Regions from separate parts of the Mus musculus genome. Here region 2 is linked to region 1. A link is a loop called in an ENCODE intact Hi-C map of the cell type or tissue named here. Cell type or tissue: heart. All regions are shown on one strand.

Region 1 (8,000 bases):
GTATTCATCTGTTCCTGATGCCTGCTCTGAATTAAGGTGTCACCCAGCTCTTATGTCCTTGCAGGCCTGATTCAGAGCTCAGGCTATTTTTGCAGGAAAGACTTAGTCAGAAAACCCTTTTCTATACTGTCTGTCTTCTGTGCTCCATTCTTGTTTTTTGTTTATTTGGTTTTTTTTTTTTTTTTTTTTTTTTTTGACATAGGGTCTATGTAGCTTTGGTTGGCCTACAACTGTGTGTAGACCAGGCTGACCTTGATGCCACAGAGATTTCACTTGCATCTGCCTCCTGAGTACAGGAATTAAAGGTGTGTACCACCATTCCTGGCTCCCACCGTAGGTTCATAAACTGCTGCCATATTCATTACAGTGTTTTGCATCTTTGTTTTTGTGTGCAGTGTCTTTTAATTCTGAACTAGTTGATACAGATCTGCCAGCACTATGTTATGACTCCTCAGAACTATTCTGGGTTTCCTCCAGTGCCGTGTAGACCTTTTAGCCATGAGGCAAAGCAGAGAAGACCAGACTGTGCACCTTTCCCTGTTCTGAAAGCATTTAGCTTCACCATATACTGTGCTGAAAAGACCTTTGTCTAGTTTAAAGGGACTGGCAACAGGTCAGAGGGCGAGGTGCTTCAGAGGGAAATCCAGGAGGCATGGAATTGTGGGCTAGGGAGCATGAAACATTTAGGCTTGAGTTGTGTCTTGGAAGGAAGAGTTGTACTGAGTGAGAGATTGTTTTAATTTTGCAAGCTGTTCTTTTTTTTTTTTAACCTTGACCTGAATTAGTATACCAAGGAATTTCATAAGGAAACAGTTTTGCAATCTGAATTTCTTTTGGAAGGCTATTGGATGTTTGCAATTGGTTCTTTCTGTTGTGGGATGCCTCTTTCTGTTGTAGTGTGTTTCACAATATTTCTGGTATGTCAGAAACGCAGATGTGTTGCCTTTCCTCTTGTTTAGGAAATTCTAATGGCCAACCCATCGCCCACAAACACACACCTGGCATTTGGCACATCAGAGTATAATCCTCAGGTTAGTGGCTTGCCCTAGTGAATATCTTCTCTGTATACTGTTAATTATTTTAGCCACTCTGTTTAGACTTTAGACTTTGTTGAAAGGATGTTTTTCTAACCACTTTCTGACTCCCACACAAAGTTCACTTGCCGACTAGATTTTACTTCTTTTATGTTCAAATCCATAATGTCACGTTTTTGCTACACTTTGTATTGAGATACATGAGACTCATCTTATTTCTGCTTGCTTCTAGTTACTTGTGTTTATTCTAGGAATTTCTCTTTCTGTGTCAGTACTTGTGAAATAATTCAAGTATATTTTTTTCCCTGACATGATTTTTTTTTCTTTTTAAAAACTAAATTCCAATTGAAAACTTTCTTGATAGCATAAAACCTTCTGTAAAGTGCACTCACCGCAGGCTTTGGGAGTCATGATGCCATCCTATCTTTCAGCCAATTACTTATTCAACAATTATTCTCTCTGTCATCCTTACTCTCATGGGACTTGGAAGTTGTAAGAGAAAAAGCTAGGATACATTGGGTATCATGTTGTGTTCCTTTATCACACCAGGGAAAATGATCCCTAGCCTGACATAGCCACTCTCACACCACAACCCCATGTTAGCTGTTAGATCCTTTTCTCTCTCCAGTGGGTTAACACCATGATCATCTGTCTCTTAGAGCACTAGAACTACAGTATGCTGCCATTTGTTATTTGGAACTAGTGACCACCTTCAGAAGGAAGGAAACTGCTCTCCAAAAAAGTCTTCAGGTCATGGTTAGGGTTACGTTTGGCCGAAGGTGTTTTTAGATCAGCATCTTAACTTAGCTCTAGTATTTTTGAGTTGCGGTAGCTTTAGGCTTGTCCTCCTCTGAGATTTATCACAGGTGCCATCTTCGTACAGCATTACACATTCAGGGGGACTTCCTTCCCTGTGGTCACACTGTTCTGTTCGTTGTAGGCCCTAGAACTTGGTTTATCTGCGGGAATCTATTGTTTTTATTTCCTTTTCTATTCTGTATCTTTTGTTCTGTAAAGAACTGTCTTAGTATTTCCCGGATAACTACCACTAATGTTTTAATATTACCATCTTAGCTCGATTCTGATGTTTGTAGAGATGTGCTGGATGGGTAGATGCCGGAGAGAGTGTAGGAGTAGCACTCCCAGGAGAACTCTCAGGACTTCTGAAAGTTATGTCTCAAGTTTGATCTTTGATCTTTTGCAGTTGTGGCAGATGTGTGTCCAGCTAACCCTCTATGAGGATTGAGTTCAGGTTTCAGCAATGATCCCTAGTTTGGAGTCTGGTCACTAAGGCAGCACACATAGTAATTTGTGTGATGCCGTTGATCTCACGTGTGGCCGTCTGGCCTGTTTGCGTGCCTCTTGCTACTCTTTGCAATATACTGATTTTTATTCTAGCAATATACCCCGTCAATCTAATAGCAACATTGATTTCTTTGGTACTTGCTATTTCTCTTTCCAAATTAAAGGTCAAAGTAGCTGAACTGGAGGGTGTTTTACTGCCCGGTGCAAATGCTCTGGGACTCTGCACCCATGAGTGTGAGCATCCATGAGTTTGCTGGGCTTGTTACTGAAGAGGCTACACAGAAATATGCTTTAAGCTTTTAAGATATACTAAAAAGTTTTCCTTTGCCACCGCACTTCTCCTGCCATCATTGAACGAAGCAGTCATTAGACCTTTATTATCCTTAGGCTTTTCATAACCAAACTTAAGCTCCTCATAATTTTAACAATAAAGAACAGGACATTATTGGAAGTAATTTCATGTTATACTTTTAAAAGCTGTCTCTAACAAAAAAGAAAAGTGTGTGCAGACTCTTCCTGACTGCACACAACCCTGAGTGTGCTTGTGAGGGAGGCTAAGTTGTTTGCTATGCTCTTTCTGCATCATCTTTGTATAAATGAGCAACTTTTTCATCTTCTGTAATGAGACAATCAGCAAATTTCAAAGCCAAGTATCTGGTTAATGATTACAGACAGTTAAGTCAAGTTTTAAAAATCACGATTATACTGATATGTAAAGGTTTTTATCACAAGGAATTCTGAACCTTTTCGTTTAGTTCTTGGACTGGAGAAGCCCTTCCTGTTCCGTGGCATGGGTTTAGTGCTTAGGAGTATTTTTAGTAACAGTCCTAACTCAGTAGCTATGTAAGCACGGAGCGAAGATGGAGTCACAGGGCAGGCTGGGCTTGCTTCCCACAGGGAGGGCTGGGAGTGGAGCAGGAAGGAAGGCCTGTTTGAGCGGCGCCTTGTGTGCAACTATGTCTGAGTAGGCAGCCGGCAGCACAATGTCTCCCTTGTACCGAGTAGCTTTCTCAGAAAGCGCTCCGAGATGTGAGGGCACTGCATTTGGGTGAGTGAAGAGGCTCGGCCGCCTCAGGGATTCTTGTGGAGGTTCTGTGGTGTTCGGATTTCAGGAGTGGACTGTTTGTTGTTACGAGCGCTGGCTTTGGTTTCAGGAACAATTTAGTCTTTCTGAGCCAGCTCTGTCGCAGGCAGATTGGAGCAGTTTACACTTTAAAAGTGTGAGCTTTATTTAAAACCACGATCGTCTATGATGGAAGTTTAATTTGTGCTTCTTGAGGCTGAGAACCGTAATTGAGGCACTCCTTTCTAAGAATGGGTCCTGTGCTGTTCTTAAGATCTACGTTTTCCTATCCTCATTGTTTGTATTTGAAATAGGTAATGTTGATTTTAGGAAAGTTTTCCTGTATTTTAAAACAGCCCAACAGCTCGTTGTTCACTTACGTGGTTGATAGAGAAGTATTGTAATTTACTTCAGTTTGGATATGAAGTTCAGTTTTCACTGTTAAGAACTGGTTTCCTTTGGAAAACTATTTTTTTTTTTGATTAGTTAGCATACATGGTTGGTGCATTTAGAATTAAAAAAATACTTTTAGCAGCATTTAATTATCAGGCTTAGTAGTTAACTTTTTATAGTGTGCACATATTTATAGACTGTTGCTTTTTAATCTGCCCAGTGGAGTGTGACAATATGAACCGCTTTGACCGAACAGACAGAAATGTACGACAGTCGCAGGACGGATTTTGGAAAAGGCCACCCCAGAGGTGGAGTGGACAGGACCATTACCACCTCAGCCACCCTGGTCACTATCATCACCATGGACAAAGTGACTTGAGCAGGTGAGTCTGCTCTGACTATGGCTTCATGTCTGTCCTCCGCCTAACGTGACTAACAATTCTGTTTCCTAGCTGATGTTGCCTGGTTTTCAAAGTACCAAAACTAGTTCAGGTTATGTGTGATATGTAATTGTTACAGTTACTAATCATTTCCTAGCTGAAGTCTTTTCTTAGTAGCTTTATCACAGGTTTGCAAATGGCATTTGTGCCTATGACATAAACTTTTAAGTTGTGATTGACTTGAGGTACGACTCTTAATTTTAGAATTAATGAATGTTGAGTTTATTATTTTATAATTTTTAAAAATAATATTGTAAAAAGTAACTACTAAGTTATTGGTTTTATTTTGCTTACAAGTTAAAAATGTAAAATTCCACAGATACTGATAACGGAGGCCATCTGACACTAGAAGTACTTTGCATTTTGAAGCATAGAATGGTATGAAATTGGATCAGACCGTGTCCTATAATGCGTTCACAGCCATTCACACCTGGGGGCAGAAGTTCACCTGCTGTAGATTAGCTTTGCAAGTTAAGTCTGTTTAACCCTCTGCACACTGCAGTCTTCAGTGCACCATTGGTGAGCGGCTTAAAAATGCTTTTTTGTGAGCATTTTCCATGGATCAGGATGAAGGTGTGTGCTGTAGCTGGTTTGTGGGAAACAGTGGCAGTTTTGTTTTTATTTTTTTTCTAATTAAAAATTTTTGAACATCTCATTCCACAAACTATTTATGTTTATCATGGAGTGTATTACACTGAGACGAAAATTAATAGAAGAAAAATACATGTTCCTCTGTGCTCTCTAAAATAAGAAGCAGGGTTGTTGCTAAGGGTCCTGTAGCAAAGCAAAGCAAAGCACAAAGTTTGACACATTGTCATCAGATGCACACTGTGTGTAAGACGGAGCATTTGTTTCTCCAGGATTTATTCACCGTACAAGACAAATACAGAGGGAGCTATCATGTGTGAGTTTGGATGTACACTGGATAGGTCCAGGGTGACCGAGTAATATTCTTAACTCTTCTTTGTTATGTTCTTCTGTATAAGCTGAACAAGTTCTAGTCTGATAAAATATTCTTCAGTAGATTAAGGAAAAATCGGATCCACCCGAGTCTTTGTGTTGGAGTAAACACTCAGAAGTGTGTAGAAGGCAGTCTAGCAGAATGCATACAGTATGTCTGTACATTCAGGCTTTGATGGGAACAGCTTCCGAGTCGATCCTGCCAGGCAAGAGCCTGGTGTAAAGATTGCCTTCGTTACTACTTGCATCCCTCTTGTCTAATCTGAGATATGTGTTTATGGTGAGTTAAACTAAGGCTGGTGTATGAAGCCTAAGTGACAAGCATTGAGTGTCAGTTCTTTTTGCTTCACTGTCACCATAGCACCCAACAGAAATGGCTAACAGACAGGATAGGGTTGTTTTTACTTTATTTCAAAGTTTGAGTCAATCAGGGCAGGAAAGGAATGGCAAAGCTCGTGGTTTGAGGAACAAATGGCAGAGGTTCCTTACATCACTACACACCAGGAAGTAGAGTTTGAGGCTGGAACTAACTGCCAGGTATAACCTGCAAAAGTTCAACCATTTTTCCTAGCCTCCTCCCATACATTCTCCAGCTTCCCAGAATATCATTACCATCTGGGTTCAAATACTCAGAACATGAGCCTGTGAGAGATACGTCATATTCAAACCATAACAAATGCTTAGTTTTAAAATGTGTTTATTTGCTTAATACTCATTGATAGCCTGTATATTGTATGCTCCCCGAAAGTCTTGAGCTGATATGAATTTGAAGATAGTATGAGAAGTGAAAGTTGTGGGTTGGTAATGGCTTCTTGGACTATTGTGTTAAATATGATAGAATTCTGCATTAATATGGCTTAATAGTAGACATCGTTACACTGAAGCTAGGAAAAGACTTGTGTCTGTGCCATTTCATGCACATATGAGTAATATATAGAGGCTGTGGAGAGACAAGCACGTGGATACTTACACTGTAGTGTTAGTGCTGTGATAATGGGTGCGTGATAAAGGGATGGGAAGGCATACCGTGAGTGCACAGCAGCAGTGTGTGTATGTTCTATCTAGGATGGCTCAGAGTAAGTGATGTTACTTTGAATCAGTCCTACAGGGCTGACTGGAGACTGCAGGGATTAGTGTCTTAATGTCGGACGTTCAACTTGGAACAAGGGCAGATGCAGAAGTTTGTATGATAGAGTCTGGTATTTTCAGGTTTACCATAACTGAACCTCAGCCTACTAGAATTGGAATGGGGGGAGGATGTGGAAAGATAGCTCAGCACTTAATAGCACTGGCTGCTTTCCCAGAGGATCCAAGTTCAAGTCCCAGAACCAACATGGTGGCTTACAACTATCTCTAATCCCAGTTCCAGGGGTAATACCACACCTTTTCTCAACTCTGCATATACCATGTACACAAGGTACACAGACATACATAGGAACAAACATCTAGACACATAAAATAAATAGATAAAATTTGTAGAAAAGAAAAGAAATGGAATGGATAACATGGAGGTAATTGTCTCTGTCCTTAGAAATGTCCCAACTGAGGCTGAGTATAATTGTCTATCAGTAAAGTTAGAAAACATACCTTGCCTCCTCCCAAAAGTTTAGAACCCTAAACTCTGATTCCCTATATATTAGCAGGTACAGAAGAGAGGTGTTTGCTCAGGTAAATTTAAGAATGAACAAATTAAATTACTTGTTTAAATGGTGGCTGCATTATACCTGTTTCTATAAATTGTGACTTCGCAGAATTTAGTGAAAGATATATAAATAAATAAATATATATATATATGTGTGTATATGTATATATATATGTGTGTGTGTGTGTGTGTATGTGTATATATATGTATATATATAGAAAGAGCATTTTTTCCTAAATGTGATCATAAATTCCTCCTTAGAACTGATATGCTTTAAAGCACTTATGATTGTGAATTGCCAGATCCCAGAAGTTTGTGGTTTTCCTTCAAGCTTCCTGTGGCTGTGCTGGGTTTTCTAAGCTTGCCTGAGCTATTTACAAGGGTGGGTGTCACAAAAAGAAATTTACCACAGCATGCCTTAGAACTGTCATTTTCTGTGTTCGACTTAGTGTTAAAGACTGAGACTGTCAACCACCATTGGTATCCTAGGGTCATTATAGCATTATGCCTTGTCAGTAGCCTCGGCCTGTCGGGGCACCACTGTTTCAGAACCGCCGATCCTGATCTTCCGCTATTCTCATCATAGCACCACTTTTTCCTTTTACCCCTGGCTTAATATTCCACTCCTATTTTTTCCCATTTTTTCCCCTAAAACGTTTACGTTATATAGAATTCTTGCTACCCTAACAAAACGTACAACCCTGCCCTCCATGTGGTTATTTTTCAAATTATAACTGCAATCTAGCTCTTAACTATGTGCATTTCCTTTCCAGTAGCATTTTTATAGGTGAGAGCCTTATGTTTTAGGAATCCTAGTATTATACTGTTTGGAGGTGGGGTGTGTCACTTTTACTCTTAGTTTGAGACTTGGATCAGCTCCTCTTTATTGATCCTTCTGTGCGTCCTTTATAAAACTTGTGACCTTGTGGCTCAGTGTCCTCCTTTATTGTAATTATTCAACCATGAACAACTCCATTGTTATGCAAAGGGCGCTTAACTTTGTCCTTAGCTTTTAGGATGTTGTATATACTTGACTTCATCTGAGAACAGGTAGTTTTACTTTGTTCTTTTCAATCTGTGTAGTTTTCTTTCTTGCGCAATCTTTTGGCATGGTGTTGAATAGAAATAGTGAGAGCCAATAGCTATCTATGCCTTGTTTCTGA
Region 2 (8,000 bases), 220 kb before region 1:
GACTTCTGGCTGCTGGTATGAAGTCCCTGCCTACAGCTGACCCATAGCACGGTTCTGCCCTGACACATTGGCCTTGAGGGCCACAAGTCCACCAGCAAGAGCTGCTGCCACCCAGCATCGGCTATGTGTGCTATACAGTCGAAAGGGCACAAGTGCTTACCTATGTTCCCACAGCCTTGGCCTGTTCTCACGGCCTGCGTACTCAGTTTGTGTTATAGGACAAACTCTGTCACCACGATCTTATGACACTGCTGCCAGCTTTCTTATTCTAGTCCTAGCCGAATATTTCTTTGCTAATACAAAAATATACTTCTCTCTACCTACACAACCTGTCAAAGTTACCTAAGATTCTCTTTCCTATCCTGTCTTGACTACTGCTATTAAATTCTATTCAGTTATAACCATAGTGCTCAATCCTGTCAGAAGTTTAATTTTTAAGTTCATGACAGACAGAATTCCCAAAAGCCTCTAACAGTTTCTCCCATGAAGTCTCAGAAGATGTAGACAAAGCTACAGGATGCTGCCTAGATTGTGATATGATAATCACTGAAATACACTGTGGACAACACTGGATACTCTGAGTCAAATGACTTAGCTAAAACCAAGGTAAGCCATTTCTCATGTCACTTGTATCTGTTCCACAGAGAAAACGCCCTGCGTCTTCTGCACTTGAAACCCAGACTGATTGCCCAAGTTACCAAAGAGACCATGCAGACCACAGAGAACTGTTAGCTAGTGGACTCTGTCATTTTTAAAAAAATAATATACAACTGATATATAACTGAGAGACTACTGTTTATTCTTTCTCAGACTTCTGAGTTCATTGACAGCTAGAAGAAATCTTTCACAGATATAATCTGTTATCTCCTTACCTAACTCTGTTTCCATTCATTAAATGCTTCATATTTCCTCTTCTTGCTATGCCACTGTCCTAATATTATCTGAGTTCCTATAAATTTGCCTAACTCTTATAAGACATTCCACTATACAATCCAACTTTTTAAACTTGTTCCTTCTGCTCCACAAAGGGCTCATCTTAAAGACTAATGTTGCTAACTCATATTATCTCTTTTATAAACTTATAAGCTACAGGAAACCCACTCACCTACCTCTCATGGACCAAAAAGCCTCCATCTAGATAAGTACATCTGCCCAGAGTTCCCACTTGCTACCTATTCCAAAGGGTGGGATTCCTCTGAGTTTCAATTGTACATCTTAAGAAAAATTTTTTCTTTCTCCCAAATGTACTTAATCCTATTCTCTGCCTATAATAATGTATTTCAACATCTTGTCAAGTCTGGGCGCTTACTACCCCCAGGACAGCTCCAGAGAAGCAACCTCCAGAGGCTCCAATCTCCTCTCACAGACACATACTCTCCTACTGGATCTGTTCCTTCTGACTTATCCTGGGATGACTCCACAGACCCTGGATAGCAAGGAAACAGCCAACTCTCCTAAGAATGGACAAACATCCCCCATACCCATGTCTCTCTGGGTTCCCCAGAGACATGCTGCCCCCATGTCAGCATGAAGCAGTCAGATATCACGAGGACCCTATTCCTGCTTCACCATCACTTCTTTCTAATTTTTTCTTTTTTAACTAAACCAAAATGGGGGAATGTTGGTATTCTGTCTGGACTCCACCCCCACAGTTATCTGGCAACAGCCAGGTAGGCCTGGCCCAATATAAATGGGGCTGCTTGCCCCCTCCTCTCTCTCTCTTGCCTCTCTTACTCTCATACTTTTGCCTTTTGCCCCTTGCTCCCCCCTCCCCCCATTCTTTTCTTCCCTCTCTCCACGCGGTCATGGCCGGCCTCCACTTCTCTACTCTCTCCTTCTCTCTGCCTTTCTCTGCCTCTACTACTCTCTTAACTCCCCTCCCCATGCCCTAAACAAACTCTATTCTATACTATACTGTCATGTGGCTGGTCCCTCAGGGGGAAGGCATGGGCCTGCCAAGACATCCCTTTCCCCCACACCCCACCAGAACATTTCTTATATCTCTTTCTCTTTTTATGATCAAAGCACCTCTGTTACCCCAATTCTAGCCTTCATCAGCTTTTGTTTGCATTATTAGTTATTTATTTTTCTTTCTTTCTTCCTCTTTCTTTCTTCCTCTTTCTTTCTTTCTCTCTTTCTTTCTTTCTTTCTTTCTTTCTTCCTTCCTTCCTTCCTTCCTTCCTTCCTTCCTTCCTTCCTTCCTTCCTTCCTTTCTGTCATTTGTTTACACCTTGAACCTCTCCACAATGGCAAGAGTCTGCCTTGCCTCTGGGAGTGTTGTGGCCACGCAGGGGAGGCAGAGCACAGCCCATAATAAGGGTCTCTAGGTGTTACTCTTGGTGGAACCAAGGGATAATTTCCAAGGATCTCTGGCCTGGCCAGAACAAAAGAGTCCTCGGCTTCCTCAGGTTCTCTAGCCTGCCCAAATGGCCAAAGTGTTACAGCTCTTTGAAAAGAAGACCTTGCAGGGTATGTAGCCGGGGACTCTTGATACCATAGCAGTGCCAATGTCATTGGCAGCAGTGGTGACAGGTCAGCAGGGGCATGAATCACCTGCCTGCTGGGTGAATCCAAAGTCCAGCAGCAAATGCTTCAGGAAAGAAAACCCTCCCCCAGAGTGTTGCAGCTCAACAAAACAGCCTCTCTCAGTCCATCTCGGTGAGATAACTCATGCTTCCCATTGGCCCTGCTTGAGATGTTAAGAGTGCTCTATTTTCATGGGAAAAGACTTCAGGTGTTGTCCCTATGTGACTGATTGTCATGGCCCTCTCAGTAGGGTGTCACAATTAGGCGTCCCAGCAGAAGTAGAGCTTGGCAGGGATTTGACTCCACCACGCCTGCGCACTGTTCTCAATTCTGAGATTCCCCAGGGTTTGGGCCTATTCAACCTTATCGGGTCTTCTGTCTGATGGCACGGTCCACTGGCCCCACAAAAAAAAAAAAAAGCCTATCTTCTTCATAATGTGAGCTGTTTAATTCCCTGTTTCAAAATAACTAATATGATAATAGAAGCCACAAAAGTGAGAAAGGAAAATAGGGAATAAAAACAAAGCCCTACTTTCTTTACAAAGAATAAGGTTCAATTACTGTGCTGTAAATTCCTTCTCTGCTGTAACAAAGGCTGTAGGAAAGATTGAAGGAGCTAAACAGAGATCCTGTTTGTGAGCTACTCAAATCGGGTGTCTGAAGATTAAAGTGCCCATCCTCCATCCATGTTCCATATAGTTAATCTCTTCAGTAACAGCTTCTCTAGACTTTTCCTGCCATTTGCAGAGGGAAGCGATAAGACCTCGGATGCTGTCAAACTATTTTCTTACCCATATAACAGCAAAGCATTATGTCTGTCAAGATTTATCTAGTTAGATGATCATAAATGACAATAAACCATTCCTTAGAAGATAATAAAGGTTCAAAATACATTTTACATGGTAATTATCCTATTTATAGTCTATTTTCTAGACCTCTAGGGCTCAACTCCTCCTCTCCTCCTCTTCTTCCTCCTCCTCTCCTCCTTCTTCTTAGTACTTTTTACCACCTAACATTATGCTTGTGTGTTTTCTGTCTCCACCAGAAAATAAGTGCCTAAAGGCATATGTTTCAGTTACTAGTCATCCTTATTACAGTACATGGTTCAAAATGAACACCCAGTAAATATTGGTTTCACGGTTAATACGACCTATTAATTAGTCTTTTCTGTCAAATAGTGTAAAAGTTTTATGACAAGGGATTCAAATCTTTTTATCTCCTCACCTTGTAATGAAAGAACTCAGTGGGGAAACCCCCACTCAGCTCCCGATTCGGCGTGCACCCAAGAATAGAACACAACACCTTGATGTAACAACAAGAGGTTTTTTAATGGCGGAGCTCCGGGTCGAAACGTATCTCACATAACAGGAGACAGTGGATTCGACCACGAGGCTTGGAAGCTAGGGGTTTTTATAGAAAAGGAGTGGGGCTGGGGGAGGAATTGGCACAGTTCCACATGATTGGTCCATTTAAACATCAGCAGCCTGTAACATTTAACTTAGGTCAGAGGGGTGGGAGCTAGGGAGGCGATGGGCTTGCCCGGGCATGTCCTGGTCTGTTCTGCTATGTTCTCAGCCCCAGGTTTCAAAGCTCAGAAACAACTCTTTGGGCTATTTAACATACATTACATGAATTACAGTTTTATTTCCTTTCAGTAAGACTTAAAAAAAAAAAAGATTTACTGTGTATACAGCGTTCTGCCTGCATGTATGCCTGCAGGCCAAAAGAGGGCACCATATCTCATTACAGATGACTGTGAGCCACCATGTGGTTGCTGGGAATTGAACTCAGAACCTCTGGAAAAGCAGACAGTGCTCTTAACCTGTGAGCCATCTCTCCAGTCCACCTTGTAAGACTTTGATGCAAACGTTTTTATCAGGCTCCCACTCACATTTCTTGTAATACCTTTAGGCAAATGTTTTAATGCCTCACCATCACACCACTGGATAAAACTGTTGTTTATGCAAAAGCCCTGAAGTAATCAAGAATTTGGGTGAATTAAAAGGCTGTTACCTTCTCATTTTTCTCCATTTCTTTGCACAAATTCTTTTAAAACTAGTTAATCATAAAGGTTGTAAGGTGGCTCCCCAGTCAATGGGGAACAGAGAGAGTCATCCTGGTGTGAGTAAAAAGCAAGTGAACTTCCTGCCAGATATGCTCGATATCCTGCTTTAGGTTGTTGCACACTTAGTTAGGGTTTTACTTCTGTGAACTGACACCATGACCAAGGCAACTTTTATAAGGACAACATTTAATTGGGGCTGGCTTACAGGTTCAGAGGTTCAGTCCATTAGCATCAAAGTGAGAGCATGGCACCATACAGGCCGGCATGGTGCAGGAGGAGCTGAGAGTTCTACATCTTCATCTAAAGGCAGCAGCAGAATACTGACTTCCAGGCAGCTAGGACTAGGGTATCAAAGCCCATGCCCACGGTGACACATCTATTCGAACAAGGCTACACCTCCTAATAGTACCACTCCCTGGAACAAACACATATAAACCATCACACATACTTTTTTATTTATTAACAAAAATAGTTTGCTATACCGATCTACTTTCACTTTGCTTGTGTATTCCTTTGTGCAACACTGGAAGTATTCTTGGTTTGATTCTATCAAAAGTTGTAGGAGGGTGCTCTTTCATGGATACCAAGAAATAACCTCTTGGGCTGAAAAGATGGCTCAAGCACTAAAGGTCAGGCTCCTAACCAAAAATAAAAGAGACATGTCTCTTATTGTAATAAATTATTTTCCACTGAGGCATTTCAGTAGCCTTCACACACACACACACACACAATAAAATAAAATAAAATAAAATAAAATAAATAAAAACCTTCACAAGAAGAGTGGTTTGTATGTATTCTGTTACTCAAGTGGAGCCTGAAGCTTGACAACAAACAAACAAAAATGTCATTGAAAAGTCAAAAGGTAAAAAAGAAAAAGAAAGAAAGAAAGAAGAGAAAAGAAAAAAGAAAAAAAAGAGAAAAGGAAAGGAAAGGAAAGGAAAGGAAAGGAAAGGAAAGAAAAACTCGGAAATAAACCCCTCTAGATCTCACCATCAGTAGTACACTCAAGAAGCAGGTTGGCTCTAATTTAAAAAAAAAAAAAATGCCACATTTGGTAGGAATGTTTTTATGGCAATTAGAAAAAATGTGTTATTCAATTTTGACACTATGCCCCACCCCCAGCCCCTGCCGCAGACTAGGTCTGTCTTACTCTGGCCATTCTGAAACTCACTACTATATAGACCATTGGCGTTATTTTCTGGCTAAACGCCCAAAACAAGAAACTCAACCAATGATTGTTTAACTATCCATCTAACTTCTAAAAGTTCCTAAAATTAAGGCTTAGTTTTCAGTACATACAAAAAAAAAATTGATCATAAGTTATAAAAACATAAACTTTATTAAAATGCTCAAGTTAATTTTGTGTATTGATATGTTCATACATGAGTTCATGTAGCATAATAGCTAAAGCAAAGTAGTGAAAATGCCTAGGTGGGTTCTGTCATTCCATAAATACAAAAGATTTGGTCCTGGCCTTATAATTAATTCAAAGTAAATTAATATATGCAGAACTCACTAAACCAGTATCAAATCCCTTAACATTTGCATAATGAATGAAAAGGAGAGCGCGTCAAGTACCTCTCACATAGCTCAAGACACCCTGCCTAGCCACAGCCCCAGCAGTGATAAAAATTAAGCAGTTAACGAAAGTCTGACTAAATTATACCTCTAAGGGTTAGTTAATTTCGTGCCAGCCAACGCGACTAGACGATTAACCCAAACTAATTACTCTCGGCGTAAAACGTGTTTTAAGAATGACTCTTAAATAGAACAAAATCCAATTTAAATGTGAAAATTCATTGTTAAACCTAAATCCAATAACAAAAGTAATTCTAAGCTGGCCTAGAGCTCACAGCGATCTACCTGCCTCCCCAAAAAGTGGGACTTAAGGAGTGCGCTGCCAACCAGTCCAACTCCCTTTTTCGCCCCCACACCTATTGGCAGCGAGTGCGCACAACGCACAACGCAGATGCCCAAAGCGTTTGCCAGTGTCGGCTTCCTTACTCGGACCCAGAAAGGACGCTGACTGTGACGTTTTCGAAACACAAACTTCCATTGGTCCGGTCTCCAAACCAAGCCCCGCCTTCGCCACTGCGCCCGCCCTTCCGTTAGAAGCCTGCTCTCGATTGGCTGCTTGTACTATTTACCTTTTGTCCGGATATTGCGTGACGCTGTGAGTCGCGCGGTTGCGGAGGAGCGGGCAGAGGGAGGTCGCACACTCTGAGTTTCGGTGACCCGGAAGGGAGCCCCGTGGTAGAGGTGACCGGAGCTGAGGTACTGCCTCGCGAGGCCTGAGAATTCCAGTCCTTGTGACGGGCGTCGGCACAGCGGGATCTGGGCTGGCTGCTACGGGCGGGGCGGGAAGGCCGGGCTCGTCCTCGCTCTTCATCTCCCTGGGCAGAGGGATGCTGAGTCAGCCGCTCGGGGACCCGCGCGGGGGCCCTAGCTGTCGGCGATCGGGTGCCGTGGGGGTGGTGCGTGGACGCGGAGGCAGCGGGCTAGCGGTGAGAGGGGAGGACCGGGCGCATCCGAACACTCAAGCTCAAGGAAGCGTTAGGAAGGGTCGCCACTAGTTCGTAGAGACCCAGCCCAGGAGCCGGTTTCAGACGTCCAGAATCTGCACTTAAATATATGGCAGATAACCCTCTTGGCTGTTCCACGACATAAGGCCACGCAGACTAGGTAGGCTCTGTTCGGGTCAGTAAGCTGAAGCCATAGGTTGAGATGATGTAATGGCATGAAAGTACCAAAAGGGCTCCGGGTTTTTTCCGCAAGGTCAGATGCCTAGAGCTGTGTGCACTTCGTAGTTCCGGAAATTCTTAACTTTGGAGGTGCTAGTTAAAACTTCTTTACATTCCTATAGTTTTAGGGTAATTCATGGGCGATTTCAAAGTCCCATTTTGGCCAAGTTTTCTTGTATTTAAATATTTTACAAATGGGGAGAAAGCGGAAATACAAATCACTTGCCTAAAATTCATCACAACTCATTGACCAGAAATGTGCCTTTAGCATCGCAGAAAGGCGTGTACTTAACTATTTATCGATATAGTCTAACTGGAACTGAGACAATTCAATTTTAGAATGTTGGGGGCAGGGGTTACCCTATTAAGAATACCAGAAGGTGTTTTAACAGGGAAACCTAGCAGGGCAATTTTGTTTATTTTGATTGAATGTTATGTAGTGGAATAATTTAATTTGAATGTATCTGTCGTATCTTAAAGGGAAGTAACATCTGACCTACTTGGTAGACATTTGCATGCCTGGCTTTTGTTCATGGTTTTTAGTCTCGAGTGGTTTAGTTATCTTTTCTCTGGATGATGTTTTTCTTGTGCTGAAATGTCACACAGATTCTTTTACTTTTACTCATTGAATGATGGAGTAAATATCAGGCCAAGCTATGTTTGTAAAA

Evidence for each region. Hi-C counts contacts between places; a loop is a spot of excess contacts. Peaks named below come from ENCODE experiments on the same cell type or tissue, not always from the same donor. Only the 100,000 strongest peaks of a DNase experiment are listed, where the experiment ranks them.
Region 2: a loop joins it to region 1, with 4 times the contacts of the local background. A loop is called at or near these places in 1 of 42 quality-filtered maps.

The regions. Positions count from the first base shown.
Region 1 is chr14:36,914,612-36,922,611 of GRCm38, reverse strand. Ccser2 (coiled-coil serine rich 2) reads left to right here. Exons shown (of 11, transcript NM_027045.1): 5 at 4,016-4,178. Among named protein-coding and RNA genes, the nearest start is that of Ccser2, 50 kb to the left of the region's middle. In heart, no CTCF peak of the experiment used is centred here; a DNase peak (open chromatin) is centred at 3,231; H3K4me3 peaks cover 1,181 bases; H3K27ac peaks cover 1,785 bases.
Region 2 is chr14:37,134,060-37,142,059 of GRCm38, reverse strand. Ghitm (growth hormone inducible transmembrane protein) reads left to right here and starts at 6,738. Exons shown (of 9, transcript NM_078478.5): 1 at 6,738-6,865. In heart, a CTCF peak has its summit at 4,244 (motif pointing right); a DNase peak (open chromatin) is centred at 6,699; H3K4me3 peaks cover 2,013 bases; H3K27ac peaks cover 1,579 bases.